Regions from separate parts of the Mus musculus genome. Here regions 2, 3 and 4 are each linked to region 1. The links are chromatin loops, found by intact Hi-C in ENCODE. Cell type or tissue: heart. All regions are shown on one strand.

What was found. Hi-C counts contacts between places; a loop is a spot of excess contacts. Peaks named below come from ENCODE experiments on the same cell type or tissue, not always from the same donor. Only the 100,000 strongest peaks of a DNase experiment are listed, where the experiment ranks them.
Region 2: a loop joins it to region 1, with 4 times the contacts of the local background. A loop is called at or near these places in 4 of 42 quality-filtered maps.
Region 3: it touches region 1 in a loop (11-fold over the local background); 33 of 42 quality-filtered maps call a loop at or near these places.
Region 4: it touches region 1 in a loop (4-fold over the local background); 9 of 42 quality-filtered maps call a loop at or near these places.

Annotation. Positions count from the first base shown.
Region 1 is chr2:131,250,398-131,258,397 of GRCm38, reverse strand. No RefSeq gene overlaps it. Among named protein-coding and RNA genes, the nearest start is that of Pank2, 8.1 kb to the left of the region's middle. In heart, a CTCF peak has its summit at 4,210; a DNase peak (open chromatin) is centred at 4,207; H3K27ac peaks cover 1,119 bases.
Region 2 is chr2:131,056,572-131,064,571 of GRCm38, reverse strand. Adam33 (a disintegrin and metallopeptidase domain 33) reads left to right here and starts at 758. Exons shown (of 21, transcript NM_033615.3): 1 at 758-1,157; 2 at 3,350-3,429; 3 at 5,834-5,910; 4 at 7,780-7,858. The coding sequence starts at 1,058. In heart, no CTCF peak of the experiment used is centred here; DNase peaks (open chromatin) are centred at 4,661 and 4,951; H3K4me3 peaks cover 1,582 bases; H3K27ac peaks cover 2,746 bases; H3K27me3 peaks cover 4,402 bases.
Region 3 is chr2:131,091,823-131,099,822 of GRCm38, reverse strand. No RefSeq gene overlaps it. Among named protein-coding and RNA genes, the nearest start is that of Gm30378, 7.6 kb to the left of the region's middle. In heart, no CTCF peak of the experiment used is centred here; DNase peaks (open chromatin) are centred at 3,172 and 4,782; H3K4me3 peaks cover 329 bases; H3K27ac peaks cover 2,247 bases; H3K27me3 peaks cover 225 bases.
Region 4 is chr2:130,957,479-130,965,478 of GRCm38, reverse strand. Atrn (attractin) reads right to left here. Exons shown (of 29, transcript NM_009730.3): 8 at 7,331-7,574; 9 at 4,911-5,094; 10 at 3,805-3,959; 11 at 551-635. Among named protein-coding and RNA genes, the nearest start is that of Atrn, 55 kb to the right of the region's middle. In heart, a CTCF peak has its summit at 3,438 (motif pointing left); no DNase peak of the experiment used is centred here.

The sequences.
Region 1 (8,000 bases):
AGGTGGCTTAATGGTTAAGAGTACTTGTTGATCTCACAACTATCCATAACTCTAATTCCAGAGGATAGGACACTCTTCTGACATGCAGACATAAGGCACACCCGTGGTACATAGACACGCAGGCAAAACACATAAAAAAATTGAAGAAAAAAGAAGTACTGTAAATGAAGATATAACAGGTTAGAGCATCATGCCTGGATATCATGGGACAGGCAGAGTGGTGCTGGCAATTAGCAGGAAGCCTCAGATCAAAATGTGGGTTTGTTTAGGGTTTCCTAAGTATCCCCACAATATAGCAGCTGATGTTCTCCAGAGCTGGTGTTCTGTGAGAAAACAGGCAGAGGTAACAGTGTCTTTTATGACTAAGGCTGGGAGGTCATACTCCATTATATATGACAATAGCTTGTTACTAATCAGGCCAGCCATATTCACTATAGATTGGTGTTTCACAAAACAGAAAAGAGAGGACTCTTAGAAACAACTTGGAGCCCATTGTCTGCCCTTGGCTTCCAATGAGTCACTTCTCTTCTCTCTTCTAAGTAAAAACTTTTGAGTTTCCACACAGTTTTCCTTGCATCTAAATGACAGCATCACCAGAGAGTAAAAGACGATATTGTCTTCGTTATTGCTCGTTAAACCCAAAGCCAAGCTGAGGACAATGTCTGTCCTGACTGGTTCTATGGCAACTTGACACAAGCTATAGTCACCAGAGAGGAAGGACCCTCAGTTGGGAAATGCCTCCATGAGGTCCAGCTGTAAGGCATTTTCTCAATTAGTGGTAGATAAGGAAGGGAGGGCCCAGCCCATGGTGGGTGAATGGTAGTGTGAAAGAATAAACTGAATAAACCCTTTACTCCCCAACTTGCATTTTGGTCATGGTGCTTAATTGCAGCAATAGAAACCATAATTAAGACAAGTAGGTACCAGTGTAGTGGGGTATTACTGTGACAGACCTGACCGTGTTTTTGGAAGAACAGAAGGACACTAGAACTTTGGCTAGCGACTGAGTGTCAAGGGCTCAGTGGGATGTTCTTTAGGAACCTGGAAGATAAGAAGGTCAAGAACAATGCAGAGGACGGAGGAGCCCCAGCTTGGGAAGTTTCAGAGGGAAGTTTAAGGACGTTCAGAGCTGTTTGCTATTTTGAATTAAGTACCTGTCATTCTCATCAGCTGGGGCTAAAGAGTCAGCCACGATTAAGAAGAGACCAACACCATTGAAGTGAAACCTTTGTATTACTGGGATCGTTCGTTTATGCTGGTTAGCCAGAGCTAAGAAATTATCAGTGGTTAAGAAGAGACCAGCGTCACTTTGGGGAAATGTTTCCTAAGAGCACAGAGAAGCTTGTTCCCTAGGTGGCCAAGACGGGACCTGGTGCTGGCAGCTGGGCTTGGTGACATGCAAGAGTTGCTCGGGTACTACTTGTTTTCAAGGCATGAAAGAAGAGCTGCTGAGGCTCAGCACTGTGAGAGGCCAGGAAAGACCATTGGTGAAGATGCAGCCTCAGTGGCAGCTGAAGACCCAGAATTGAGTGGGTCATACAGTGAAGTCCAGGCTTGGCACCATGAAAAGAGTCCAGGGAAGGCTACTGGAGAAAGGAGAAAGTGCAGCTCAGTGGCTACAGAAGACTCCAGGAGGGTCTGGAGAGATGGCTCAGCAGTTAAGAGTTAAGAAGACTGCTCTTCCGAAGGTCCTGAGTTCAAATCCCAGCATCCACATGGTGGGTCACAACCATCCGTAATGAGATCTGATGCCCTCTTCTGGTGCATCTGAAGACAGCTACAGTGTACTTAGACATAATAATAAGTAAATCTTTAATAAAAAAAAAAAGAAGAAGAAGACTCCAGCATTTTAGAGATGGCAGTACCACAGGATGACCACCAAGAACAGCAGCAGCAATGGAGTGGAGCCAGCAGAGCCTAGAAGGCAGGCTGTATGTACTACAGAGGCCAGAGCTGAAGAAATGATCCAAACCCTTCGGAGGAACCCAGTAGATAGTAAGTGAATCCCAGACATTGGATGGCTAGAGTTTGACTTTGGATTTATTTGTTACTGTACCCTGATTTTTTTTCCCTCTTGAAGTGAGAATGAATTTAGGGTCTTTTTATTTTATTTTATTTTTATTTTACTGGAGCCCATGACTGAAAGACTTTGAACTTTAAAAGACTTTAGATTTTGAAAGAAATTGGCTATTTTAAAGGGACTGAAATGTTAATGTGTTTGAGTCTGTAAATAATGTGAGACTTTTAAAGTTATATATGCTTATGTTGGTCTTGGTGGACCTAACAAATAAAGGCACACACATTTTAGAAGTGGCCATGGACTAACAATTCCAATAGACTCACAGGCTTGAATACTTGGTCTCTAGCTGATGTTTAGGGAGGATTAGGGGGTGCAGCCTTGTTAGAGGAGGTGTGGCCTTGTTGGAGGAGGCGTGGCCGTGTTGGAAGAGGTGTGTCACTGGGGGTGGGCTTTGAGGTTTCAGAAGACTCCTGCCTCTCCCAGTGTGTGCTCTGCTTCCTGCTTGCAGCCTTTATGATGTGAGCTCTCAGCTGTTCACACTGCCATGCCTCCGTTCCATCCTCATGGACTCCAACCCTCTTAAACTGTAAGTCCAATGAAATGCTCTCCCATTGATAGGAGCTCAACTTCACAACCTGACTTAACTGGTTAATGGCCACAAAGGGAAAGAGGGAGGTTCAGGAAATGCAGGCCCTTATTGGGCTTCTGGGTAATAATCGTAGGTCATGAGGAATTAAGTCGGGCTACACACTAGCTCCAAGCCAGAAAGAATTTCTTAGCTTTAGACTGTTCTGCTCCACCTACAAAAAGAACATGTCAGGTAAACAACCTACTCTGCTCCCAGTCACCCCACAAAAATAGCTGTAACTTCCGTGTGTGTGTGTGTGTGTGTGTGTGTGTGTGTGTGCGCGCGCGCCCACGCTGTGTCCCAGTCCCAGACCCTCTCATGCACTCAATTTTCATCCTAGGGGAGTGGGGGTTAACTGGGACCCCATGCTGTTAAAATAAAGCAGCCTCAGCCTGTTGATATAAAATCTGTCAGCTTTTCTGCCTCACTTTTTTTATACTATTTACTTTTTTTTTTTTTTTAAAGCAGAGACAGGGTTTTGTTATATAGCCTTGGCTATCCTGGAACTTTCTGGGTAAACTAGACTGGCCTCGAACTCAGATATCTGCCTGCCTCTGCTTCCCGAATGCTGGGATTAAAACTGCACCACCCCTGCCCTGCTACTAATTACTTTTTGTTGTTGTTGATGTTTTGTTTTTTTCGAGACAGGATTTCTCTGTATAGCCCTGGCTGTCCTGGAACTCACTTTGTAGACCAGGCTGGCCTCGAACTCGGAAATCTGCCTGCCTCTGCCTCCCGAGTGCTGGGATTAAAGGCGTGTGCCACCACGCCCAGCTACTAATTACTTTTGATTGAGAGAAAAAACTTTTCACACTGAGGATCAAACACAGAGCTAGGTAAGCATTTCGGCATTGTGTCAAACTTCTGGGGAAACACACACATGTCTACTCACCCCAGATAGGAAAATCATGACAGGACAAAGTTCAACTGGGTGAACCAATGAGTTTGTATTGAAATTACTTACAGGAATATGTATAGAATTACAGATCAGAGATGACCAAAATGAAGCAGCATCATTTAAAAGCCTACCTCAACACTAATGACTGGTGCCTTGCAAAAGCTACTTCCCTGGAGGACACACTTGGCGGAAACTCAACAGATCCAAAAATCTCCTCTTGGCTGCTCAGACAGCCATTGTTTATTGCTTCCATAAACTCAGGACAGTGCCCTAGGAAGCCTTGTAAATTTCAGCTTCCTCAGACAAATAAAGATTATTTACTTCCTGAGTTTCATGAAATTTCCCCTCCTTCCTGGAGGAAAGAATTCTGCTCAGAGGAGACTGTGGAAGACACTAAGTTACATCGGCAGTCTGCCAGGGGTTTCTGTTTTACTGTGGTCTGGTCTGTTTGTTGGGGGTGAGGGCTGTTAGTTACTATAATTAAAAACAATCAGCCTCAGGTTTGCCTGTGTGTGGCTCCTGCCTATAATGCAATACTGTGTAGGGCAGGGCAGGGACACTGCTGCGGGTGCTTCAAGGTTAGCCTGGGAAACAAAGCAAAAAACAAAACAAAAAAATAAAGGTGTCTGACCTTCAACAGACTGTCCGATGTGTGCTTACTGAAATGCACAGCCAGGGGGCAGGCTCTGCTGAGAGAAGCTGAGCAGTCCGGCAGAGCAAAAAGATGACTTTGACTCTCTTTAGGGGCGGGGAAATGACTGTAGCAGCACTTAGCCTTCCAGAGTTGTCAGCCCAAGGTAAAACAGACTGTCTCAGCAGATAACCCAGCAAAGTCCAAGATCGAGCAAGATTATCTGTAATCTCACAAATGCTGTTTTAAAAGGGAAACACGTCACCAGTCCAAACCCTAAAAGGGTGAGAGTGTAGATTCTTTCTTAGCTGTTTCCTGCTGAGGGGAGCTGTTGTTAGATGGAGTTAGCTTAAGGTGGCTGAAGGTCCTGTGGGGTTTTGAAAAGTATTATAGCACTGTAAGCAGATGACGTGGTCAGAGTAGGACTGAGAGCTTGTCCAGGAAACTGAAGAGAAGGGGAGGAGTAGAAGCCAGAGAGACAATGAGACCATGAAAGGAAATGAGTCTAGAGTTGATTTAGGGTGATGATGGTACCTAGTCCCACAGCCAAGAGTGCTGCACCAAAATGAGTGAGCAGAAGCATCAGAGAGCTAGAGAGCAGTGAAGGAAGGAAACAGGAGAAAACAGAGGACTAACCTAAGAATTGTATCTGGCCTAGGATGAAAGGGATGAAGGTCCCTTGTAGGCAGAGCCCTCCGCTCCACAGCATTGCAGATGTGTCAGAACAACTGGAGCAAAGGGAGCTGTGGGCGGGCGGGGGAGAGGCATTGGGGAAGCTTGGAGGAACAGTTTGTTTGGGTGTAGGGAGAAATTCCATAAGCAAAATGTTTAAAAGACAGGGTAAAAACATAAACATGGGGATACTAAGGAGGAAGGAAGTGATCAGGGGAAGAGCTGGAGTGGAGGGGTAGCAAAAACCCATACATAATAAAAGGAAAAGTATTGTCATAGGACCCAAGACCAAGTTCTCAGCACAAAGGAGGTATGTTTGACCCAGAGGAACAGAGGGCAGGGAATAAGAGACAGAGATAGAGATAGAAGATGAAGGAGAAGGGGATGGGAACAAGAGAGGGGAGGAGGGGTGTTGCCCCAGAGGACAAGGATTGCCTCTGGATAGAGAGGAGACAGATGTGGCCCATAGGAAAATGGTAATTTATAAAGGTGAGAGGGAAATCCCCATGTTAGGATGAAGTGCTTCATTTTTAATTTGGTCATGTTAATTGTAGGCCTCCAGCTGCTAGAGGATGAACAGGGTTCACCTGAATGGAGGGCTGAAAATGAACAAAGCCAAGACAAGGTTTTGATCAAGGCTCAAAATTTAATAATAAGCATTATGTTTATAAGGAAAAGAAACACAAAAACCCATCTCCTGCTTCAGCTGGAGTATGTTAGAGAATAAGGTCAGCACAGCAGCCAAAACAGCTAAGTTCCCATGGGAACTTACAACTACAGCCAAGACAGATGTTTCTATCGAGGTCGATAAGACCTATCATGACAAATGTTCAAGGTCTGCTTAGCCTGCTCACGCTGAAAAGGTTACAGTTAATTATATGAGCCAAAGTGGGCTTTTGATTGTTGGACCTGAATAGTCAGCCTCAGGAGGAGGAAGTGGCCAAATAAGGGAATAGAACTTGGTGTCTAGCTTTAGAAAAGTAATCCAGAGAGGCAGAGAGCATGGGAGAGACCAGAAAGGTCTGTCAAAACCATGTTCCACCCCTGAGCTGACCAGAGTCCCTTCACATAGGAGGATGTCTGTAGGTGAATGTTTGTCTGGTCCCTGTGTGATCTGGACCAGTCAGTCATTCTTCAGTGACAGGGTCCTGATTGGGAGGTGCCAGAAGGTGAAAAGGAGAGAGAGGATGAAAGCTGAGGCTGGCCGGTCTTACACAGACCTTTTCTTTTTGAGGGGGATGAGGGGATTCAAAACAGGGCTTCTCTATGTAGCCCTGGCTGTCCTGGAACTCTCTGTAGACCAGGCTAGCTTTTAATTCACCTGCCTCTGTGTCCCCAGTACAAGACATGAACCACCACACCTAGTATATAAACCTTTTCTTATACCAAGCAAGCTTATTAAGAAGTATACCAACCGAGTGTGGCGATGCACACCTTTTGATCTTGACACTTACGAGGTGGAGGCAGGCAGATCTCTGAGTTCAAGGCCATCCTGATCTACATAGTCAGTTCAGGACAGCCAGGGATACATAGAGAAATCCTGTTTTAAAAAACAACAAACAAAAAAATAGATGAAAAGAAAAGAAAAAAGAATTAAAAAATTATAGGATCTTATATACTGTATGTGGTGGGGGTGGGGGTGGCCAGGGTTAGCAGAGAGCTAAGTCAGACAATCTTGGTAAAGAGAATACAGGATACTCCAGACACAGCTGCCTTAGAACAGGTCAGGGGGAAAGAGTCAGGTCCCCATAACCTCAAGTTCACCAGCGCTGCCAATTCTGTCATCAGGGCCTCTGAGAAAGTTGTGGGTTGGCCTGGCTCTGCACACCTGTGTTTGGATCCTTATCTCAAACCTGTTGGGATTTATTTATTGGTGCGGCAGAAGCAGCACTGTTAGAGGAGAATACAGATTCCACCCTCAGCAGCAGACACATCTAGCTCTGAAACGTGGCAGCGGCCAGAGCACCAAGCTGCTCTGAAGGATGTTAAACTGAGCTTCCATTTCCGGTGAGACAGGTTAACGGATGCACAGAAGGCTCCAACCTGGCTGCTTTAGTTCTGAGTCTCAAAACAATGCAAAAAGAAGAGTGAAGGGGAGGGCCCATTAGTCCCCCTTTCATCCAAACTGCTCCCAGAGGCTTGCCCCTCTCTGACCCCATCTCTGTTTAACTGTTTCAAGCTGACAAAAGGTCAACAAATGGGGTAACAAAGTGCCTCAGAGGAGGGTCCATCCAGGGGGCCGCCATAAAACATATTATGGTGAATACTTTATTTTATTTTTGTTTTTTTCGAGACAGAGTTTCTCTGTATAGCCCTGGCTGTCCTGGAACTCACTCTGTAGACCAGGCTGGCCTTGAACTCAGAAATCCACCTGCCTCTGCCTCCCATGTGCTGGGATTAAAGGCGTGCACCACTACTGCTCGGCTGAATACTTTTTTTAAAATTACAGTGTATTTATGCATGTGTGCTTGTGCATGTGTACCATTGTGCATACGTGTCACAGTGCACATGTGAAGATCAGAGAAGTTGGCGCCTTCCCTCTACCATAGAAGTCCTGGGAATCAAACTCAGGTCACTGGGTTTGGTGGCAAGTGGCCTTTACCTGCTGAGCCATCTCACTAGCCTTCAGCCTCTTTATGAGAGGGTGAGCTCCGTACAGAAGTGTGGCACCACCATGGTCGAGTCTCATCCTACTACCATGACCTTGGTACCGAGTTTCAATCTATGAATTTGAAGAGAGGAAATACACCTTCAAAACATAATACCAACTTATTTTCTCCCCAAATCTATGAGTGCCAGTTTTATGTTTTTAATCAACATTTGATCTTAATATCTTATAAGCTCCCCCATATTTAGCTATTATGTTACTTTTTCCATCAATATGATAAAATGTCTCGCACAAAAGCAACTTAAGAAGGGTGGGTTTACTGTGGCTCACAGTCTGAGTGAGGACAGTCCATCACGGCAGGGAAGTAAGTCACAGCAGCAAGCCCTTCTGGAAACACCTTCCTGGTCACACCCAGAAGCATGTTCCCATGGTGATTCTAAATCCAGTCAATGACAATGAAGATTAACCATCACAGTTTTGTAAATGTATTACTTTGAGATGGGCCCTTGGTCCTAAACCTGCAGCAACTCTCATGCTTCAGTC
Region 2 (8,000 bases), 190 kb after region 1:
TCTCTCTCTCTCTCCCCCCTCCTTCCCTTCCCTCTCTCTTCCATGAGACTTCTTTCTATATTGCACAGGCTAGCTATCTTGAGTGTCCTGTCTCGATCCAATTGCCTGACCTATCATACTGGTTTTCTGTTTTTGGTTTTGGTTTTTTCGAGACTGGGTTTCTCTGTGTAGCCCTGGCTGTCCTGGAACTCACTTTGTAGACCAGGCTGGCCTCGAACTCAGAAATCCGCCTGCCTCTGCCTCCCGAGTGCTGGGATTAAAGGCGTGCACCACCACGCCTTTAATCCCAGCATTTGATGTTCGAATCGTATAAATGTTTTTTCTTCTGCCGTTGGAACTTTTACATTCCATATTCTCAGAACGAAATTATTAATCATCTTATTTCAAAGTTAAATCTCTTGCTATCCGAAATCATACCAAGTGTACGAAGTGATCTTTTCAACACGAAAGCAATGTCCTTAAAATTTGGGAAAGGGTCCCTCATGCCTGGGGGTCTGTGGTATAGAACAATTCTGTCCTGGCCATCGCTGTTCCTCTGCCCTGTGCCCACCACTGCATTGCCTTTACCAGGAACCACAGACTTCAGCAACGCGGCCACCACAAGACCCCTAGGTACCCAGATGCATCTCAGCTGCAGTGGGACAGCTTCACTGCTGTGGGACACTAGGTGCAGGTAGACAGATCCTGGGTAGAAAGGAGAATCCAGATGTCACTAGGGAGACTGCGACCAGAGATGTGTGCTAGGCAGACAGAGCAGCTGTGGGGATCACTTAGCTAGTGCCTCTATTCAGCACCAGAGAGGTTCTCTAAGAACCTTCCCGGACTTTCCGCCCTCGCCTCCCTTGGCCAGCGTGGATAGGATTGTTGCAGATAACGCCAGGGAGGGTCATCCTGGCTCCCGCAGCGCGGACTCCTGTTTTGCGGGCCAGGGTAGGGCCACACTCCTGCGCTCCTGTGAGGTGGCGCGAGGCCCGCTGAGGGCGGGAGGAGGCGGCCCCCTCTAGCCGGGGTGGAGCCAACAGCACAGCAAGAGTGAGAGGGAAAGGCACTCCCAGCCATGGGCTCGAGGTGCGGGAGACCCGGGGGGTCTCCGGTGCTGCTATTGCTGCCGCTGTTGCTGCCCTCGTGTCCGCTGCGGAGCGCTCGGATGTTTCCAGGTGAGGATACAGGCGGCGGGGGGGGGGGGGGGGGGGGGCGGCTCTAGGGCAGGGTGAAGTGGTGGTGGTCATGGGTTCCAGTGCAACTACAGAACATAGAGTTCCCGACCCTCGGCTACCTGGCCAGGACAGGATGTGGGAAGGGTCTGTGCTCCTGGTAAGGGTTGGCCCTGGAGCAGACTTGCCCACACTTACTTAGCAAAGCAAATAGGCAACACTACCCTTTCCTCAGTGCTGCCCAGCTCTGTCCGGAAGCTTCTGCACTTCCAAACTGCCAGGCCAGAGTGTCTCCCTGCTCCTGGAAGGACCTGGGGTCCTTGGAGTCCTGGTCTGCCCACAGGCCTAGCTGTCTCATTCGGCTCGTCCTCTTCTCATGCTGGGTCTGGGCAGTGTGTATGGTGTTTATACAGTTGCCTTATGTGGCAGTTCTTCAAACAGGGGTGTCTGCCTAGCCGTGCCTGGGGCTACCACTTTCTCTTCCTACTGTAACCTCTCCTTACTCCGGGACGACAGGGCTCTTAGCATCTCCAAGCCTGTAGGGTGAATCTCCAAACTCCACATAGCAAGCACTAGGCTGGCCAGAAGGCAGAAGGACCACCGGGGAGGAGGCAGTAAGGGCTGAGGGCTGGATATTGGGCAGTCTGGAAACCACCCCATATCTGTTGACTGCTGCTTCCGTAAGGCTTCTGAGGGGGCTGACTGACAGCTGTATTGCCTTTAGCCTGCGGATAGTTAATGGTGAGGAGAGAGAGCCTCTGTGTTTCCTAATGCAGACTGGCTTCCTCAGTTTCCACTTTAGTCCACCGGACTCCTAGCTTGCCTCCTTCCTTGTCTTGCAGGGCTGCACAGAGAACACTCACACCTGAATCCTTATCCTGCACCCTTGGTAATCCGAGGCCAGCAAGACTTGGTTCTCCATACTCAGTTAAGCCTTCTCTTGGCGGAGAGATCTTTAACCTCCAGGAAGGCTTCTCTGTCCTTCCTTCTCCTCCTCTCCCTTCTCTCTCTTCAGCCTCCATTCCAAAGCCACACTTGCACATCCCCACTTGCACATGGCTCACTAATTACGAAGCACATGTGACTTTAAGGACGAGGTTCCTGGAGCTGCTGCTATTTCAGATTTTGAAAATGTATATGAGCGTTTTGCCTGCACATGCATCTGTGTACCGCGGAGGTACCAGGAAAACCTGGGGGCCGGAAGAGAGAGGCGGATCCCCTGGAGCTGGGGTTACAGATAGTTATGAGGCACCATGTGGGTGCTGAGAACTGAACCCGGTCCTCAGGAAGAACAGCGAGTGCTCTCAATCCCCGATCCACCTCTCCAGCTCCCATTCCAGAATCTTGATGTCTGGGATCTAGGGAGGCGGTGGAACAAGGAGCTGGGATGACCCAGGAAGGGCTGAGCCAACAGAGCTCTCCACTCAGGCAAGGCCAGAGCTGGAGTGGCTGGGGTTTCTATGTTTTTTTCCTTTTTTTTTCTGTAACCTGTGCCAACTGGAAGATGCAGCGGCAGAGGGATAAGTGGGCTTGCTGCTATCTCTGCAGGAGCTTGGCTCCTGCAGGATAGGTCCTGTGAGTGTTTCTGGGACCAGATAGGAGAGGGGAGGTAGGAACATTCCTGAAGAACATTCCAACACCGTCTGAGTAATGCTTGGCTCCGATTCTCTTCCTGGAGCCCCTTGGAAACGCCTGGCCCAGGATCACTGAGCCTCTGAACCCTAGCTCCTTCAGGTTCTGGGCCAGGTCCGTCAGAGTCCCAACACCAGCATCAACCCTAATGGGAGTCAGGAGCTGTGGGACAGACATTTGGTGGCTGTCTTACTCAGATGGCAAAGGAGGCCTCCAAACACCTCCCTCACCATAAAGGCATCTACTACCCAGTCTAAAAATACCCAAGGCTGCCTCCTTCTTCCCAGCCCCTCTGCGCTGGGGTCTGGGCTTCTTCCCGGGACCTCTGACCTCAAACCAGCTCTCTAAGCTCTGGCCGCTTCAAATTCCCCAATGGGGATGGTTCCTGGTGCCTCGGTTTCTCTTTTGCCACCTCCCTGGTTGCTTCTCCATTTAGGGGATGCCCCATGAATACCAAATCCTGGAAGTGCTACACATGGAGTCCAGCTTTCAGGACCCCTCCTTCCCCGATGGCTTCCTGCTCCTAACTGCAATTTTAACACTATTCTCTGCTTTCACCCCAGGAAATGCCCATGGAGAGCTAGTCACTCCCCACTGGATCCTGGAGGGCAGACTCTGGCTCAAGGTCACCCTGGAGGAGCCGGTAAGTATCCGTTATCCTGTCCTTATTAGGGGCCCTAGGTCTCCCGCTCTCTGTCCTTTCCCCCAAATGCAGCGTGACAGTTTTTCTGGGGTTCTCAGAACCAAATCACTGTACCGTTAAGCCACTCCCTGTTGGGTGGGTGGGACAAAGAGACATCTAGATGGCGTGAGGCTGCACACATGGAAGTCATTTTGGGCTTCCTCCCTCCCACCCCCTTCTATTCCTGGCCCTAACCCTCTTCTCCATGGGGGAACATTCAGGCCATGCCCACTCAACTAAGCAAAGATGAGTTCATAGTTTGGGGCCTAAAGCCTTTCAGGAGAGCTCTGTGTGTGTGTGTGTGTGTGTGTGTCTGTGTGTGTGTGTGTGTGTGTGTATTCTGTTCTGTTTTGTTTTGATTGAGACAGGGTCTTGCTATGTAGCTCTGGGGGGCTTCAAGTCATGAGCCATCATGCCAGCCACAGGAGATTTTTAAAAGAAGGACACCAAAATGTCCTCTTTGGCCGTGTTTATGGGGAACATGTGACTCCGTGGACATGCTGCTGTCCTGTAACCTCAGCTTCCATGGCTGGAAGCCACCTGGGACAAGGAAGCTGTGGGCCATTCTCCTCCTGTCCCCAGATGTATTCTCACTCTGGTTTGCTTCTCCAGAGCCCTGCTCAGCCTCCTCCTAACTTCTGCTCATTGTGTTCCCCCAGAAGAGCCATGTGTGCCTTCACTGCTTCGCTGCCCATGGGGAGGCCGGCACTGATCCGCCTGGCTTACAGAGAGGCAAGCGAGCCCCACAGAGCTTGTAAAGTTGCTCATGCTTGAATAGTTCATTGGGCCTAGAAACCTGAGGCTCCGTGGGACCTAAGGGCTTCAGATGATTGGCTGCCTCCCCTTCTTTCCTATAACTACTCAGGCTGGAGAGAGTTCAATTCTGTACCTCCTGACAGAGGGCAGCCCCACTGTCCAAACCTAGAGTGTTGCAACAGTGAGGATGCATTCCCAGAAACCTAAACCTTCCAAGTCAGGGCCTTCACTGGGGTCCCCCAGACTTCTAGGACTTCTCTCAACCAAGCAAAGATGGCTTGTGGACATGCACGGGTTCCCCTGATGGTGGCCTCTCTCCTTGCCTGGCTCGGTCTGTGAGAGAATCCCAGGGGGACTCTGCTCTGCGTTAGGAAGCCTGTGAGGCCAGGCCAGGAAGAGCTTTGGCAGGGTGTGTGTATTTCACAAACAGGGTTGTACTGCAGGATGGGGATGGTGCACAAAGGGGGAGGGAGACCCTGGAGCAGAAGTAAAGGCAGCAAGGGCCGCAGAGGGAAGGGACCTTCCACTGGGGCTACTGCCTTTCTCCCAGAGCAGACATTTTCCCATAAAGCAAGAGGCACTCCAACCATATAAGCTCATGTTTGGGCCCTTGTGGAGCCTGTGGCTGGGGAAGTGAGGGCCATCTTCTCTACACCTGCTGCAGAAGGGCCCTGAAAGATTCTTGGCCAGGGTCCCAGCCCAGTGCATTTTGGGATAAAAAGGGAAAGCCATCGTGGGTGGGGAAAACATTTAAAAAAAAAATACAGCAGCCTCCCCTGGAATCTCTTGGGCTAGTTCCAGTTCTGGCTTCTAGCCAGGCTAAGTGGACTAGCCTGAGAGAGACCAAGTCAGTGAGAGAGGAGAGGTGGCTAGAGGGCCAAGGCCAGCCCTTCTGACATCTAGCTAAGAGAGTCAACACTTTTTAGGGAGCCAAAGTTGGGTTTCATGTTTACTTCATGAGTTCAGTTATGAGGCCAGCTCAGAGGAATTTCAGAGGATCGGGCAGTTTGTCAGAACTGAAGGTGGAGGAAAAAGTTTGGGTTCTCTCAGGAATGAGGGAAAGGCAGCAAGATGGAGAGATGTGCAACCAGGAGCTGTGGATGCAGCTGGGTGATTTGGTGCTTGCTTGGCATGTGCAAGGCCCTGGGTTTGATCTATAGCACCCACAGCAAACTAGCAAGCAAGCAAACAAGCATACAAACAAAACAGAAGCAAGGTTGCAGGTAGTACAAGAGATGGCCAAAGCTGTAGCCCACCCAATGACCCACATCACCCTCAGTGCCCACTGCCTCCTGCTTTTCCTGCCTTTTCATGGGGCTCCTGACTATGGCCATAGCATATGTCCATAGCAGACATAACAACATATGCCAGGCAACGTAGCAACTGCTATGTCCGTATATGGTGGTTATGCATCTTTAAGGGTCCGTTGTCACAAACACAAGCACTGAGAACATCTCTAAGTTACAACTCCCACACATATCCACTCCCTGCAATGCGAGAGCCAGCTGTTCCTATGAGCTTTCTCACTAGGCAGCTCTACATCCTACCGGTTCCTGGGCAGCCAGGTGGCCTTGGGGCCTAGTGTGTCACTGCGTTCCTTCTCGGTCAGATCTTGAAGCCTGACTCGGTGCTGGTGGCTTTAGAGGCTGAAGGCCAGGATCTCCTGCTTGAACTGGAGAAGAAGCAGTGAGTACCAGCGGGGGGGTTGCTGAAGTCCAGACAAAGACCCTCTCTGGAGAGGATCAGTGCTTTCTGGGAGGGGGTTGGGGGCTGGGTGGGAAGCAGCAGTGGGAGTGACAGGGAGAGTGGCGGATGTACTTGGGGCTACAGTGGACTGAACCCAACTGTAGGAAGTACATACCTGGTCATCTCATACCCTGGAGCAGCTGGATGGGCGGCTCCCCGCTGGAGAAGAGTGAGCACCAGAACAGACATTGACTGATACCTTAATTCAAAGGGAATTCTTAGGCAAAGGGAACTTCCACAGATGGCAGAAGAAAAAGCTGCGAAGGTCAAATCCAATGGTGACAGTTCATCTGGTCTACCTGGAATGCCTCCATCTGCGTGGAAGAGAACAGAGACATCTGGTCTACCTGGAATGCCTCCATCTGCGTGGAAGGGAACAGAGAGGAGAGGGCTGGGGTGGGGGGCTTCCCAGTGGGGCCGATCGAAGAGGGCATCTTAGTGCTAAAGATCTTGGATGGACCTAAAGAGTCAAAGAACGGGAGGTGGTAAAGGAGAAACACAGTGTCGAAGGAGTGCAGAGGGTAAGCAAGATGGAGGCGTGGAACTGCAGACTCCACCACCAACCACACCACTCGCTCATGTCTGCTTTCTTACGGACATTGCAGAAGGCACTCATTCATTTTATTCTCTCCATGGAATCAGACAGACTGGGAACAAACTGCAAACACCACGCCAAACCACAGTTCCTGACAGTGCCACATCCCTTCCTACTAAACGGTCTTGTACATGTGTGCACACATTGAACGTTAGCATGTATGAGTGCAGCCAGCAAAGCAGCAGAGTTGTAATGTGTGTAAGGATGGCTGGCCGTACAACAGCCTGGGTTTTTGATGGAGGACAATGTGAATTTGGAGTCAGGATTTTCTGTAAGGAAGAGCAATTGAAGTCAGGCATGGAGGTAGAGGCCTGTAAGTCCGGCTCCTCTGGGCAGGAGAAACACAGAGTCAAGTCAGGGACTGCCTGAGTTATAAAGAATGAGTTCAAGACCAGCCTAGGCAACTTAGCAAAATCCAGTCTCAAAATATAAAGGAGTGAGGAAGAGGGAAAGAGAAAAAGAGGGAGAAGGAGAAGGAGGAAAAGAAAAGAAAGAAGGAAAGAAAGAAAGAGAAGGAAGGAAGAAAGGAAGGAAGGAAGAAAAAGAAAGAGAGAGAGAAAGAAAGAAAGAAAGAAAGAAAGAAAGAAAGAAAGAAAGAAAGAAAGAAAGGAAGAAAAGCAGCTATTTATTTATGGTTGCAATGTTCCTGGTGGGGACAGGGAAGAAGCCTGAAAATGGAAACATTACTGATAGAGTCTAGCTCCAGGTAAAGGGACCCTTCCCCGGGTGGCTGAACAGAAGCAGCTACAGGCAGGTGGAAGTCGGAAGTACGCATCACTGAGGGACAGATGGAGACATGAGATCTAGCAGTCTGAGGAGAACTGGAGGGCCTGGGGTCCGCTCAGCAAAGGCAGGAGTACCCTGGCCCTACTTGGCCTCTCTGAGGTAGTATCTCCTGGCACACACACACACACACACACACACACACACACACACACACACACACACCTGCCTGCAGCAGGCTCCACAGCACCAAAGGTCCCCAGCCTGTCCTTCTGGGTGCTTCCCACACTTCCCATCCCCTTGACTAACCCACCTCAGGACTCGCTCCAGACCTTTGTCTTCTTTTTGCCTGAGGTTTTCTCTTTGAGGCACAGTGTCTCCTTTCTCTCTGACACACTGAATGCCTCCGCTAGCACTCAGGGAGGAGAGCTGGAAGCAAGCGGCAGGATGCAGGTCTAAATCCAGTGACTCCTAACCCTCCCCCTTTCCAGCAAGCTTCTGGCCCCAGGATACACAGAAACCCACTACAGGCCAGATGGGCATCCGGTAGTGCTGTCCCCCAACCACACGGTGAGACACTTTCATGGGATCTGAGAACATGGGGAGGGTGCAGCCTCAATGCCTACCCTGTCCTGTTTTGCATTCCTAAGGAGGTTGTAGTCTGCCTTCAGGCCCCACTTCCTCCTTGTCCCACCAACTTGAGCTCCTACTC
Region 3 (8,000 bases), 160 kb after region 1:
CCAATAGAGCAGGACGCATAGGAGTGGGCCAGTGATCCCAGGTATAAAATGATGGGCTGTGGCTGTCCCAAGGGTGGGCCACGACGACATCTGCAAATGAGGGAAGCCCTGAGTGGTGAGCACTGGGTCTGGATGGAAGCTCTGGGGTTGGCAGTGAGCGCCAGTTCATCTCCTCCCATGTGCTGTACAGGTGGAGTAGGGACTAGAGTTTTTGTTTGGGGAAAGTATTATTGTTGTTGTTGTTATTGTTATTAATTACTTTGCTTATTTCACTGCTTTTAGGCAGGGTCTCATTCTATAGCTCTGGCTTGTCTTGCACACACAGAGATCCACTTCATTTGCCTCCGAAGTGCTGGAAGGAAAGGCCAGGAGTTCTTTCAGAGTCAGGCTTGTATTGGAGACTGTTTTCTCTCTGGTCTCTATCATGGCCTGCTCTCCTCATTATTCCCTGACAGAGCAAAGAATCCAATCTTGGGAAGGTTAGATGTTGTCAGGAGCTTCTTCAAGCTGATGGGGGATGTGTTGGCTCCACTTATTGTCTGTTATTCTAGTAGGGGCTCCATGGAGGAGCCATAGAAAGACACCCATAGTTAGGATGGCCTCGGTAGGCATTTTGTGTGGCTGGTAAATGAGGTTTGTGTTGAGGTGTCGGGGGAAGCCTCATTGAAGCATCATTTGGGGACAGAACTGTTGAACCCAGTGTGATGTCACGGGGAGGCCCTCAGGTGAATGTGTCTGTCTCAGAAGGGCTGGGCAGAAGAGAAAGGAGAAAGAAAGCCAAGAACATGGGATAGGAATTGAGCAAAGAAAGAGGCCGGGCACGGTAGTGCAGCCCGTAGATCCTAGCACTCAAGAGAGAGAAGCAAGATCGCTGTGAGTTTGAGGCCAGCCTGGTCTACATAGTGAGCTCCAAGATAATCAGTACTACAAAGAGATCCTGTCTTAATTAGTAAATAAATTAATAAAATAAAAAAAAACCCACCACCACAACAAAAGAAATCAGTGCTTTTCTCTCCGTCATTCAGGCTAAACATGCTGGGTCCATCAACTCTGGGGGCAGCAGGCTTCTGTAAGAACAAGGAGCCTTTAGATCCCATCAGAGCTGCTGGGTCAGGCATGGGGCAGACAGAGGGAATGCCCAGGGTAGACTCCTCATCACTCAGGAAGCACTGTGGCTAGAGAGAGCTGATCAGAGAGGTCTCGAGGCCCTCCAAGGGGCTTTCTGATGACTCCCAGCACACAGAGCGACTGCCCAGGGTCTCTATTGGAGGAAAGAAGAGGAGAACTGAGACTTCTCCACCTATGACATTGATGTGGCAATCGGATGTGAGGATTAGTGAAAGAATGGTTCTTTGGATTACAGTAGAAAGAAAATAAGGCTTTTTAGTAACTGCAGAGAGAGCAGTGGGCATAGTCACACTTTCCTTCCTTCCATTTGTCCTCCTCCTCCTCCTCTTCCTCCTCCTTCTCTCTCTCTCTTTCTTCTTTCCTTCCTTCCTTTCTTCCATTCTTCCTTCCTCCCTCCCTCCTCCCTTCCTTTCTCCCTTCCTTTCTTCCTTGAGACAGGTCTCTCTCTGTGACCCTGGCTGTCCTGGAACTTGTATGTACACCAGACTGGCCTCAAATGCAGGGATTCGCCTGTCTCTGCCTCCCTAGTTCTGGGATTAAAGGCATGCACCACCACGTCTAGTTCTCTAGTTCTCTTCTATTTCTTCCTGTGATAAAAACCAGGCGTCTCCAAGCCTGTTTGCCGTGCACACATTCTCAAGCCTGGGTGCTGTGTAAGTGAAGAATGGGCCCACTACTGGGTTTAGCCAGTATCCCTTCCTGCCTTCTTAGCCTCCTCTCCATCTCTCTCTCTTCCTGCCTTCCCCCTTTTTCTTTTATTCCTTTTGGGCTCTGAGATGTACTCAGCTACTGAGCTACACTCCCAGGCTTCCCCTCCTGGTACCTTTCTTTGATGAATTGCTCTCTCAAGGCAATTATGTGATTTCAGTTTGTTGTAAGTTTCTCCTTAAAGATGAGCTTGCAACTGAGTCCTGGCAGCTTACCTTCACAGTGGCTCATCTGAGGGCTGATGGAGACAGTGGAGACAAAGATAATTGGATAATTAATTGGAGCCCTTGTAGCTTTTAGCTTTAGGGAAGGCTTAATCCCGGGACTGGGTGATATATTTAAGGACCCAGGGTCACAGTGTCTCTCTTCTGCCTTTAGTCTTGTATTTATCCGGGCTTCTCCCAGTGGGAGCATGCCCCTCTTGTGTACTAAACAGGACCCAGCCTGATTGTACCTATCCACTAGAGAATACAGAGCTAGGGCTTTTTGTTTGTTTGTATTTTGAAACCCTGTTTCTCATGCTGGCTTGGAACTTGCTATGTAGTGGCTGGTGGCTTTGAACTCCTTATCCTCTTGTCACTGGGATTTTAGTGGTAATATGGCTTTGGTTGAAATCAAGGCCCTTCTGTCCCCAAGCTCCCCCACACTCTCACCAGTAAAGAGGAGTGAAAGGAGGATGAGGAGGCTCACTCGTGAAGCACTTGCTACATGAGCAGGAGAACCCCTTAAAGGTAGAAAGAGTGAAGCAACTCCACAACGATGTCCTCTGACCTCACGGAACCACACACACACACACACACACACACACACACACACACACACACACACACACAGGTACATGCATATACTCACATGCAAGTACACACACATGCATGCATGCACGTTCATACACACATACACTCACACATGCACACACACACGTACATACACACACACACGCACACACACACACGTACATGCACACCTACACAAAGAATAAATTACAATTAGAAAAAAGAAGAGTGGATTGATTTTGGAACCCTTAACCACAGAATTTCATATTCCTTTCTATTAAAATTTCCTTTTAGCTATTCTATTTAAAATTCCCAGGACTTATTTCTGTTCTTTTCTTTGATGGCTGCTTTATGGTTTTATGAATGTAATGGCGTTAAAATGTCCCCTTTCCTAGCCGTTCTGTTCTTTGTGTTCTCTGTTTGGGTCGGTCTGCTCACCTTTTGTTTACTGGTTCTTTTAGCCAGCAGTGTATCTGGGTGGTTCAGAGCTGGCCTCAGGAAATGGCTGCCCCTGTTCACATTCCATCCCCGCCCAGCTGCTGCACAAACCCCCGGCTCCAGTTTCTTTACCTCCCCGTGACTCAGCTTCCTGTGAACGGAGATGATAGTACAAGCTGGCTCGGAGGCTCCTTAGCCTCCACGTACTGCACTCAAAAAGCTGCCAGGACTGCACCAGGCCCCAGCCCTCAGTAGCTGTTTACTATCCATTTTTTCTTTCTTCCTCCTCTTCCTCCTCCTCCTCCTCCTCTCGATCCTCTTCTTTCTCCTCCCCCTCCTCCTCTTCCGCTTCTTTTTTCTTCTCCTCTTCCCTCTCCTCTTCTTCTGTCCCTGTCCCCACTCCCCACCCCCATGTAGTGCTGGGGGTCAAACTCAGGACCTTGTGCATTCTAGGCAATTCTATTGAGCCACACCCCTAGGCTCCCTCCCTCCCTCCTTCTGTTTCATTATGTAGAATGGGCTGGTCTCTAACTCTAGATTGTCCTTCCTCAGCCTCCCAAGTGCTGGCATTATAGGCATGTACTACCAAGCTTGGTGTTATTGTTTTGTGCTTGTTTGTTTGTTTGTTTGTTTGTTTTAAATTAGGGTCATGTAGCAGGTCCTGATCCCCCAATCTTCCTGCCTCCACCCTCTGAGTGTGGGATTACAGACTTGCATTTCTACACCCAATTCATCTTTCACTGACTTTACAACCTCTCTCTCTGCTCTTTCTCCTTCACCATCTAGTAACTGATCTTTATGCAAGTGGTCCCTGTGGCAGGAGGTGAGATAGCTATTGCTCTTCAAGATGGGCTGAACATCCCACCACTCTGGTATTTAAATACTTGGTTCCCAGTTGGGGGCTGTTTGATTAAGAGTGTGGCCTTCAAAGGGTGGATACTTCGTTCCTTCCTAGAATAGGGAACAAAATACCCCATGGAAGGAGTTACAAAGACAAAGTTCAGAGCTGAGATGGAAGGAAGGACCATCCAGAGACTGCCCCACCTGGGGATCCATCCCATATACAACCACCAAACCCAGACACTATTGCAGATGCCAGCAAGATTCTGCTGACAGGACCCTGATATAGCTGTTTCTGGTGAGGCTAGGCCAGTGCCTGGCAAATACAGAAGTGGATGCTCACGGTCATCTATTGTATGGAACACAGGGCCCCCAATGGAGGAGCTAGAGAAAATACCCAAGGAGCTGAAGGGGTCGGCAACCCTATAGGAGGATCAACAATATGAACTAACCAGTAGCCCCCAGAACTGTGTCTCTAGTTGCATATGTAGCAGAGGATGGCCTAGGCGGCCATCAATGGGAGGAGAGGCCCTTGGTCTTGCGAAGATCATATGCTCCAGTACAGGGAAATGCCAGGGCCAGAAAGCAGGAGGGGGTGGGTTGGGGAGCAGGGCTGGGGGAGGGTATAGGGGACCATAGCATTTGAATTGTAAATGAAGAAAATATCTAATAATAAAAAAAGGAGTGTGGTCTTGCTGGAAGAGGTGTGTTGTTGGGATTGGCTTTGATGTTCCAAAAGATTCATGCTTCCTGTTTTGGATCCAGGTATGAGAGCTCAGTTGCCCCCCCAGGACCTTCAAAAAATCTAGCCAGCAAAGAGCCCCACACCTCTAATGCAAAAAACCCTGGTATCTGAAGGAGGAGGAAGCAGAGGGCTCTGGCGCCCTCTGGGGGAGGCTGGAGGCTCTGCACAAACACTGCAAAAACTGGCTGGGGCTCCTTCACAGGAGCCCAGAGCCTGAGTAGGAGAAATGAATGGACTTAGTAATGAATCTGTAGTATTTACCCAGTTACAAAGCTGGTTCTCTGTCTTGCTTAATGGCTGGAGCAACCAGTAGCCACCTTGGACCATGAGTAGAAGCATTCATTGAATATAGCTGACTGGAAACAAAGGAGTCCAGTTTCAAAATGATCAAGTTGCCAGATACATGGCAGCACACAGCTGTAATCCAAGCACTAAGAAAGCTGAGGCAAGAAGATCACAAGTTCAAGGCCACCCAGGGACTATGTAATAAATCTCTATTTTAACCCATTCACACGCAAACATAAGCTGTATGCCAGTGCTAACTTGAGACACATTCTGGTTTATTTATACTGCTGCTATTTGGAGGTTTGGGTTTTGTAGCCAATTTTCCCCCTTTTATTGAAAATGGGTTCTTTTCTCGTATAAATATTCTGATTATGGTTTCCCCTCCTTCCCCTCCTCCCTTATCATCTGGATCCACTCCCTTTCTGTGTCTTATTAGAAAAGAACAGACTTCTGAGAGATAACAACCAAACTTATCAAAATAAGATTTAATAAAACAAAAGCCATCACCCGAGACTGGACCAGGCAACTCAAGAGAAGGCAGAAGAATCAGAGACCCACTTGTTTACACACTCAGGAGTTCCATAAAATCCTAAGCTAGAAGCTGTACCATATCCACAGAGGACCTGTGTGGCCCCGGGTAGGCCCTGTGCTTGCTGCTTTGGTCTCTGTGAGGTCACACGAGCTTTGCTCTCCTGGTCCTGTCCCGTCTGCCTTCTATTATCTTTCCCTCCTCTTCTGTAGGCTTCCCTGAGCTCTGAGGGGAGGGAGTTGATGGAGACATCTCCTTTGGAGTTGAGCGTTCCAAAGTCTCTCGCTCTCTTTGCATGATGTCTGGCTAGGGGTCTTTATTGTTCTCATCTGCTGCAGGAGGAAGTTTCTCTCACGATGGCTGAACAAGACACAGATCTATGAGTATAGCAGAATACCATTAGGAGTCACTTGATTACTACTTTAAAGAAGACAAAGTAGTATTCAGCTTTACCCTAGGTCCCTGGGCTATCTAGGCTCTGACTCTTGGTCACCTAAACAAGGTTACCATTGGTGGCATGGACCTTAAGCTAAATTAGACATTGGTTGGCTGCTGCCACAGCGGTGTCACCGTTGCTCTAGCATGTCTTGCAGGCAGGACAGTATTGTAGGTCAAAGGGTTTGTGGCTGGGTTGGTGTTATGTTTCTCTTTTGGTAGCATGCAGAGTACCTTTACCAAAGACACCAGACTATAGTGGTTAAAGCTCTGTGTAGGCACCAGCTCGACCTCTCCGTGTTCAATGAGTTGTGTGGGTATTGCCTTCAGCAATGGAAACTTGTTATATCGGTTTGTGGAGAGCAACCTGTTGTCTTGTCAACAGCCTGGGCTGTTTGGGGATTTCCATGGAACCCTTTGGCCAACGACTCAATTGGATATGACCCAGTCCCGTACTGTAAGCTTTGTTTAGTGACAAGAAAATGAATCATGACCCCAACTCCGTGTCCCCCATTATTCGGAGGTTCATGTATTTTATATATTTTAGGGAGTTTCCACTGCACTACATTTCCCATACCACCCCTCAAATGGCCCTCCATTCTAGCTTCCTCTCCCATGCTCCCTCCCCTTCCCCATCTGATCTTCTGTTCCAGCTCACCCACCTCTCATCTTTTTTTTTTTTTTTTTTTTTTAATCAAGACGAATATTCTCTGGGCAAATCTCAAAATATCTCCACAGATGGATTCTTCCACCTAAAATGAGACGGACGGAACCCACTTCACAGCGACCATGCAGACTCACTTCAAGTGCAGGAGTCTCCCTCACCTCAGAGCTGCCTTGGGCTTTTTATTTATGGAGGTTTCCATTGACCCAAGGAAAGGAGGAGGAGAGGAGTTGCCTGCTTGGGCCAGAGAAGCCAATCCCGACTCTGCCTCCTCACGCTAAGGAAGAGCAAACCAGTCCAGGCCTCCAGGCCTTAGCCTGCTAAGGGAGTTGAACAAGTAGGACCTCAAGCCCCCATTGCCAGTCACCAGTAAATCCCCAGAGCTGCAGAGAAACTTGGTATGGCACCTATAGTCACCCCACAGGGTATCAGGGTGGCTCAGGTCTGGCGGGTGCAGGCTCACACAGCTAGACTTTGTTCTAGACCACTGCTTCTGTCTACCCATGTGTCATATCTCCTATCTTGGCCAACGTGCTACCTGTAGCCTGTTCTTTGTACGACAGTGGCAAGGACACATGTGGGGAGGCCACCACAGAAGGACATTTTGAAGAACTTGCTTCTGTCTTGTCCATTAACATCTATTGGTCAAAAAGGTCACAGAGCCAAGACCAGAATTAAAGGCCGGAGAACATAGTTACCTTTGCCAAGTGGAAGAACCTGGTCTGTAAAGTACAGAAGAGCAGGTAGTGATGTGTCAACTTGTCACTGAGGAAGGAATAAATGAGGTGGGCATGGTGCTGAGTTCAAGGCCAACCTGGCCTAGATAGTGAGTCTAAAAACAAAAAAAAAAAAAAAAAAAAAAGGAAGGAGGAAGATGGCTTGAGAGTGGGTAAGCAGGTAAGAGATTGAGCTGCTGAGTCTGGGTTCAGATCTCAGCAGCCACGTAAAATATTCTGGTATGGCTGTTTGTACCTTTAATTCTCACACTCTAAGGGGTGGAGACAGGATCACTGTGGCTTGCTGGTCACCAGGCTAGTCCAGGTTCAGTGAGATGGCCCTGTTCCAAACAGATGTGAAGGGATAGAGCAGGACTTCCCACTTGTGCACACTGTCTGTCTGTCTGTCTCTGTCTCTCTATCTCTCTGCCTCTCTGTCTCTCTCTGTCTCACACACAGACACACACACACTAACAAAAGATGGAAATAGACCCAATTAGCTGCAGCTCCCTATGTCAGCTGCACATAGTAGGCCCTCAAATGGCAGAGAATCTTGTACTATAAGAGTGGTTTGTGGGCCTGGTGGTGGTGGCTCATGCATTTAGTCCCAGCACTCTTGAGGCAGAGGCAGGTAGATCTATATGAATTTGAGGCCAGCCTGGTCTACAGAGTGAGTTCCAGGACAGCCAGGGCTACACAGAGAAATCCTGTCTCAAAAAACAAAAACAAACAAACAAAA
Region 4 (8,000 bases), 290 kb after region 1:
TAGGACTATATAATGTAAGCATTAGAGTATTAAAGAAAGAAGCAGAAAGCAGTAACAGAAGCAAAATAAGAAAAGTCAGCATCAGCAGGCTGTTAAGTTTCTCAATCTTAAAGCACACTTTCAAGTGACTAGGTAAAATGGCCATTCTGCATGTCCCTTATGGCAAATGCTGTGTTTGCAGAAGGCAAAATGCTGAGGTCAGAACTCAGGATCTTGTGCAAGCTAGATAAACACTCTATTGCTGGCCCACAACCCTAGTCCTTTGCATGTCCTTTACAGGACTAAGGTTCCTGGAGCAAATGGAAAAAGAGCTCTGCTGGTCAGAAAAGTATTCCTGAGCACACACCTGGATATAGTGCAGACTTCAGACTTGCTCTTTGACCCCATAACCTCCCAGTCCTATTCCCCTTACCTTATCGTGCACTTAGAACTGCCTTCTCTCCTTTTTTCTCCCCAAACCTCTTACCATTCAGATACAACTGTTAGGAAGTTGATATTAAAAATGAATATAAGATGTAAGACAGTAATAGAGCCTTTGCTTTCCAATTACCTGTTGTACAAGACTGCTGAATGGCCAAATCTGTTGACATCATGATGGAGCTCAGGTCTGGGAAGCACTGACCATCGGTCACAAGCTAAGGGGGAGAAAAACACATTTCAGAGTAGGTTGTCATATATAGTCCATGTGAACTCTCAGTCTTTATAGAAAAAAACATAAATTTTGAACCCAGCACTCAGAAGGCAGAAGCAGGAGGGTCTCTGTGCATTCAAGGCCAGCCTGTTCTACCTACTGAGTTTCAGACAGCCAGGTCAGAGAAACCCTGTCTCAAAAAAAAAAAAAAAAGGAAAACAAAGAATGCCTCATCCACAGCCTCATACCACATGCTTGTCTGTCTTTTAGTTATGTTATTATGTGTAAAGGAAAGCAGCAACAGCAGCAGCAATGTTTCAGGGCATGAAATAAATATACTGCACAGAACTTCTAATTAATGTAGTCATTCATCACCCACAACCCCCCTCCTGATGGTCACCACTCTGCTGTCTACCAGTTTTCCCTACCAGAATGTCTGCTTTAGTATTTGTGGTGCTAGGGATCAGTCCCAGGGCCTTGTGTATAGCAGGCAAGCACTCTACTGCTGAGATGCATCCCCGGAGCACCACAGTATTTTCTAACTTAAAATTTTTAATGCTAGGTATACAGCTATTTTAACTAGGGCACACATCTGTAATCCTAGCACTTGGGAAGGTGGAGCCAGGAGAACCAGGAGTTCAAAAGAGCCTCAGCTACAAGTACACAGCAAATCTGAGGCCTTTGCAGATAAGCTTTAATAAAAATGAACACACAGAGCACATATTTCACCTATGTCCTTCCTCAGCCGCCTGCACCCTAAATTAGGCTAAAGGATTTCTTTGTTGACAAGTCTGAAGGATTCTCCAGTCATTTTTAGCCACTCTTCTGGCCATTAACATATCTCACAGGTCATCAATCTCACCTATTTTCTCCCTGCTTCTCTGACACTCTCTTTAGTCTCTACTCTTGTTCAGACTCTGTTCTCCAACTGTCTCTGACTCTTGCTCATCTTTTATGCCCCACAATAACTCACCTCTCCTACAACCACCTCTCAGCAATCAGCTCTGTCCTAAAGACATCTCCAATTGGATATGCCCCACACTTACTTCATTCTCTTCTTCCCAGATCCTACTCCCTGATTTTATAATTTTTACTATTTTTATTAAAGACACGGTCTTACTAGATAGTTCAGACTGGTCTCAATCTTGCCATATTTCTCATCCTCCTAAGTTCAGGGATTATAGCCATGTGCAATCATGATATGTTTTTCTCTGAATCTGCTTTTAGTTTTGGCAAAGGTGGTCCATAGTAGACACTTGGGAAGAAAGGGCAGTTATATTTTTGTCAAGACACACAACAGCCAGGTACTAGAAGTCACTGCTCCTTCCATGGCCTTGATACAAACCTAATTAGGACTTCTGCAGTAGCAGCCTGCTAACTGTCAATATGCCCCTTCCAGATCACTTATCACAATGCCACCCAAGAGAGCTTCTTAAATTGGTCATGGTGGCCCATAAAGGCAGAGTAGGATGGTTACCATAAGTCTTAAGCCTGCCTGGACCATAGTGTGAGGGCCAGACTTACAAAAAGGAAAAACAAGAAAAATCTAAAATACCTACAACAAAAAAAGTCTAAGACACACATATGATTCTATCACTTGTGAGACTTTACACAAGACCAACCAACGATCCCTGGCACTCTGAATCAGATCTGAACATTCTAGTCTAACAGTCACCTGCTACCTTCTGTGTTACCATGACAAAAGAAAGGTAGCGGTTCAAAAGTCCTAAATATTTGACATGTACTTTCCTGCCTCTTGTCTGCACTAAATCCCCCTGCCCAGGAGGTCTATTTGACTCCCAGTGTCCCCAGGAACAAGCTCAGACAGCTTCTCTTCAAGGCCTCTCCAGACCACCCTGCTCACCCCAGTGGCTTAGGAGTGCTCGGAGGTAATTTCACATCTTTGTTTCAGCCAGCAAGAATCCTCCTGAGTTAAGATTATATTGTCTTCTCATTTCTGCTTCCACAAGCTTGAAGCTAAGGACTAACTATAGTGTACCCCCCATTCTCAATTTAAAAACTCAATGGCTGGCAAAAACACGTTTGTTAAAAACAAACATCTAGGGCTGACAAGATGGCTCAACAGCTAAGAAGACTCACTATTCCTCCAAAGGATTTGGGCACAGTATCCAGCACCCACATGGTGGCTCACAAAAGTCTGTAATTCCAGCTCTGGGGAATCTATGCCTACTTTTGGCTTCTATGGGCACTGAATATACATGGTGTGCTTAACATACATGCATGCAAAACACTCATACACATACAAGTAAACAAAATATTTTTTTTAAAAAATGCCTAATTTAGACTAGTCAAAATCATAGAGATATAGAAAATGATTTCAAGAGGCTGGAGTGAGGGATGAAGAGAGGAACTATTGTTTAAGGGCAGAGTTTCAGTTTTACAAGAAGTCGGCAAGCAGATGGTATTATAACATGAATAACACTAGGAATATATTTAAATCTAAACTACTTAAAACATTAAGATGGTGAGTGTTATTCTGAGCATTTTATCACAATAAGAATAATTTTTAAAATGAATCTCTAGTCAGGTGTGGTAGTACACATTTTTTTTTTTCATTCGTAGTACACATCTTTAATCTTAGCACTCAGAAGAGGCAGGAGGATTTCTCTAAGTTCAAGGTCACCTTGATCTATATACTGAGCTTCAGCCAATTAGACTACATAGTGAGGCTGTCTCAAAATGCAAAGACAAATAAACAGAAAGAACATCACATGGGTGATATTTACACAACAGAGCAGCTGATGTTTATTTTCCAGGAATAAACAGACACTGCCCTCTTCTGGCCACATGTATATTGACATCAACAGCATGTGTAAAACCAGGTTTCTAGGAAACAGCATATCCCATCAAACTTAACATAACACTGGTGGTTACAACTACCACCACTACTATGTAAGGCACTTATAAGAAAGAAGATACCAATTAACTCAACCTAAAAAAAGAATTAAAGCAATTAAGAAGAGTGATTTCACAAAGAATTTAATGTAGTTTAATCCAAAATAATGCTTTTCAATAGATGTGTAACCCTACTCAAATTAAATGCAAATTCTACCACCTGGACTTCTTTTAAATGGTGCAATTATTTTAACATAGTGATCTTTCCATCAGCAAAGAAAATATTCCTGAAGCTAAAACATCTTTGGAAAGCTTACCAATGTCATAAGCCATGAAGTCTGAGGAGAAGCATTTGGCACCGTGGCTCATGGAAGTGTCATTGTGTGTGTTCCCTCCAAACACCAGCATGGTTCCACTCACTATCACAGCTGTATGCAAGTAACGGAAAAATCGGCTGTCCTTAAGAATGGTCCTTTTGAGTTTATTTAGAAATAATAAATATAAGGTTAGTTTTAAAAGAATACTTATTTGCCAATTTAAATGTAATTACTTTATAACTTTAGATTCAAATGTGCAATACTTGATTTCCCCCTATACGTAAGCCACTTCCTTTAACAATCATGAAAATCTGTTAAAATTTCGGGAAACTATATTAAAAGCCCTAAAATGTTCATTCTCTATGGCTCCATAATTCCACTTAAGAATTCCAGGTAAGAATTGTGAAATACAAATCAAAATTTATGCTCAGTGTTTTATTAGTAAGGCAAAAGCCAGAGACCAGAACTTCCACTGCATAGGCTCCGTGGTTCACAGCCACTAAAGACCTGATCTTCAGCACAGCATAAATTGACAGTCAAAGCATGGTCTCTAATGTATGTTGAGAGAGGGGGTCAGAAAGGAAGAGGGAGGGAGTAGAAGGAGGAGGGAAATACAGAGAGACCAGTGCTTTATAATTGCATCATAACTCAAATTTATTTCCATTTGCTAAAAGTACCATACTCTTACAACCCAAGTTTCAGTTCGAAGTGAGTGAAAACCCTATCAAATAGGCACGAGAGCATCCTGTTTGGTGATGTAAATGGATAAAGATGGTATAGCCTATTCATGTACAAGGTTTGATCCCCAACACCAAAAAGAGAAAAGGAAGGATATGCTTTTTAAGTATGGATAAAATCAGCACAGCTTTTATTGCTGAGAATTCTGAAGAGAGGAAACCTTGCTAGAGTTCAGTGAATCAGGTCTAAAGCACTAAGCACTAACAGACAGCAACAGCACCATTAGTACCTTAACTCTATTACTGTATTGATCTCCTAACTTTGTTACATACAATGCTGAACAAAAGTCAAACCATAGCACAGTATTTTTAATCAATTGCCTCTGCAGATTCTAGACTACCAAGGGAAAGCTCTAGGAAAACACCCACCACATCTGAGTATCCACATCGTATCTGTAGAGGTCATCTGCAAGCCGGTATTTGTTGGCGCTGAAAGCCTTGTAGCCACCATGAACGTACAGAGCCTTGGTCCTGTCATCATAAACACTACTGTGGCCATAACCCCCTTGCACAAGAGCACCCTGAGTATGTAATATACTCCATGTGTTCTTTTCTGGATAAGAGACAATAGTTAAAGTCAATGTTGCAGGCTCCTCTTCTTATGAAATAATAAATTATTTAAACGATTTAAACATTAGTTTAAAGTCTAAACACCTTAGAGCAAAAGACGGAAGTTTAGGATATACTTTCACCTTATTATAAAGAAGACCATCTAGACAAGACTGCATCGGATCAGCACTAACTGGACTCAGTGTGCTAACCTTCACCCTGAAAGGGAGGCCATAAGGCTAGGAAGGAGATGCACTGGGAAAGCCTAGAGGAGCTGGAAGGAATGGCGGTGGATATGAACAAGCTATATTGTATACATGTATGAAATTTTCACAGAACAAGTTTTTAAAGATTCATATTTTGTTTTGTTTTGTTAAGCTAGGGTTTCTCTGTGTACCCTGCCTGGCCTGGAACTTGCTCTGTAGACCAGGCTGGCCTCACACTAATGGAGATACACCTGCCTCTGCCCCTTGAGTGCTGGGACCAAAGGGATGCGCCACCACACTGGCAAGATTCAAATTTTTAAAACAAATTCTAAAGATTAAAGATTCAAAGTTCTCTTAAGCAGACACTTAATTCCCTGTGCTCCTCAGTGAGTCCTTATGATCTTCAGATGCACTTTAATGATCTTTAGATGCATTTTCACAGGAATGTCAAACAAATGTTACAAAATTATAATTCTGACATTCCTATTATACAATAAAAACAATAAAATGTAACACAAGATTATACATTAAGGTAAAATAACAGTGCACTGGCCTAATATTTAAAGGACTAGCCAGAATTATTTTAGAGTGTTTACTGTTTTGCATTTTGCTTATTTTGATATCCAAAGCATTTAATGCTATCTTTGGCTCCTTGCAAGCTGACAAGAAGGGCCAAGGCCCTGCCTTGGCTTGGGAGGGGTCCTGAGGAAGGTGTTTCTGGGGGAGGGCAACTTGTCAACAAAAACAAAAAGTCAAATTGTGGGTCCAAGCTGGAGACAGTTTTCCAGTCTACTTTCTCTCTGACCGGCTTTCTCTACAGACAGCTCTCTCTCTAGACAGCTTTCTCTTGCTATTCTTTGCTGAAGGCAGTTCTCCAGGCAGTTCTCTCTTGCTATTGCAAAAAACATTCTGGATAGCTCGTCTCCTGCAGGTCATAAACCCAGTTACTCCAGGTTTCCTATAAATCAGCATCCTGGGACTCAGGCCCCTTGGGAGACAACAAGCACACATTTCCTTTTAACATTACAAAAGAATTCAGAGATCTACCTGCCTCTGTTAAGCACAAAAACTAGTTGGGTATCCTGTCTGGAAATTACCATTTCTACCACACCAAGGTCTAACTAACCTTGCTCTGTTCCAGGCCCACCCTGAACTCAGGACTTTGTCTGCCTTTGTAAGCACAAACTTAGCTGGGTGGCCTCCTCTAGCAATCAGCACTCCCTAAATCTCTTTAACTGCTTACTCAATATCTTTCTGACAAGTTGGCTCACAGCGAAGCTGCTTTTGTTCCTTTAGATCTGTGAAGCCCCTCATACAATTCATATTGCATCCTTCTATTTTTGTATAGTTGAGGAAGTATATGGTTTTGAACTCATGTTCTTTTCCACAGCCTTAAGAGCTGTCCTGAAGGTCCCACCATTTACTTCCCAGACTCACACTGGCTCTGATTATCATGAAGTCATTCACATTAACAGAAGGACATTACTCAGAAGAGGAGCATGAAATATGTACATTATTATACAAACAGGTTTATGTCCATAGTGTGACATCCATGGAGGCCCGGACCTGCTGCCCCTGTCTCAGGGCTGGAACCATGTCATTCTGTCCCAACCAGGACCATGCTGGACTCCTCAGTTCCCCCTCTTTTGTTACTAATTTGAGGGTGCAAACGTTGACTGTGAGCGCTTGACTTGCTTGATGTAGACTAATAGATGAAATAAATATCCCAAATTTCCCTCAGCTTTCCTTAATGCAATATACAGCTGCCAGCTTGGACCTACAATTGGACTTTTTGGGTTTTTTGACACCCCTTTCCTCAGAACCCCTCCCAAGCCAAGACTAGACCTTGACAAGTAAGAAACAGCTGTTGCACAGGGACTTCAACAACCTCAATCTCACCAGTTATCTACTGATACTATTTCAAGACAAGGTACTGGATCAAGATCATGCTGAATTTTGTTACGGTGTCCTAATAATAAGGGCAGGGGTTCTCAGTATGATATTCAAGATGCCTCCACTGGAAAAAATACATACCCAAGTCATATTCCTGCACAACGCTTATATATCCATAGAGTGGGCAATGACCGAAGATGACCAACATGACCACACGGCCAGATGCCAGTGTAACAATGTGTGCTGAGTGTCCAACCACTGCATACTGATCCTTAGCTTTCGGAGTTAACAATACCCATGATTCATTATGAATATGAAATACTCTCAGCTCATTGGTCACGTTCCCTGTTGAATCAATTTTTCCTCCATACATGTAGATTTTATCCTATAAGAAAGATGTAAACAGGATTTTTAAAACCATTAAGAAATCAACTCTAGGGCTGGAGAGAGAGTTTATGAACACTTGCTGCTCTTGCAGAGGACCCGGGTTTAGTTCCTAGTACCCACATGGCAGCTAACAGCCACCAGTTCTGATGCCATCCTCTTCTGACCTCTGGAGGAACAGTATACACAGGCATACATGCAGGCAAAACACCCACACACATAAAATAAAAATAAATACATCTTTTTAAAAATTATATTGGAAAACAACAATGAGTGGTTCACAATCTCATTGTGATCCCAGCTTAAGAAGTGTGAGTAACATGAGCTCTTCGGTGACTTGCTAGGAATAGCATAGAGAAAGAACCAACCAATACAATCACATTCTTCCCCTCTCTAAATCACCTTCTCTACATGAAACGTGTTACAG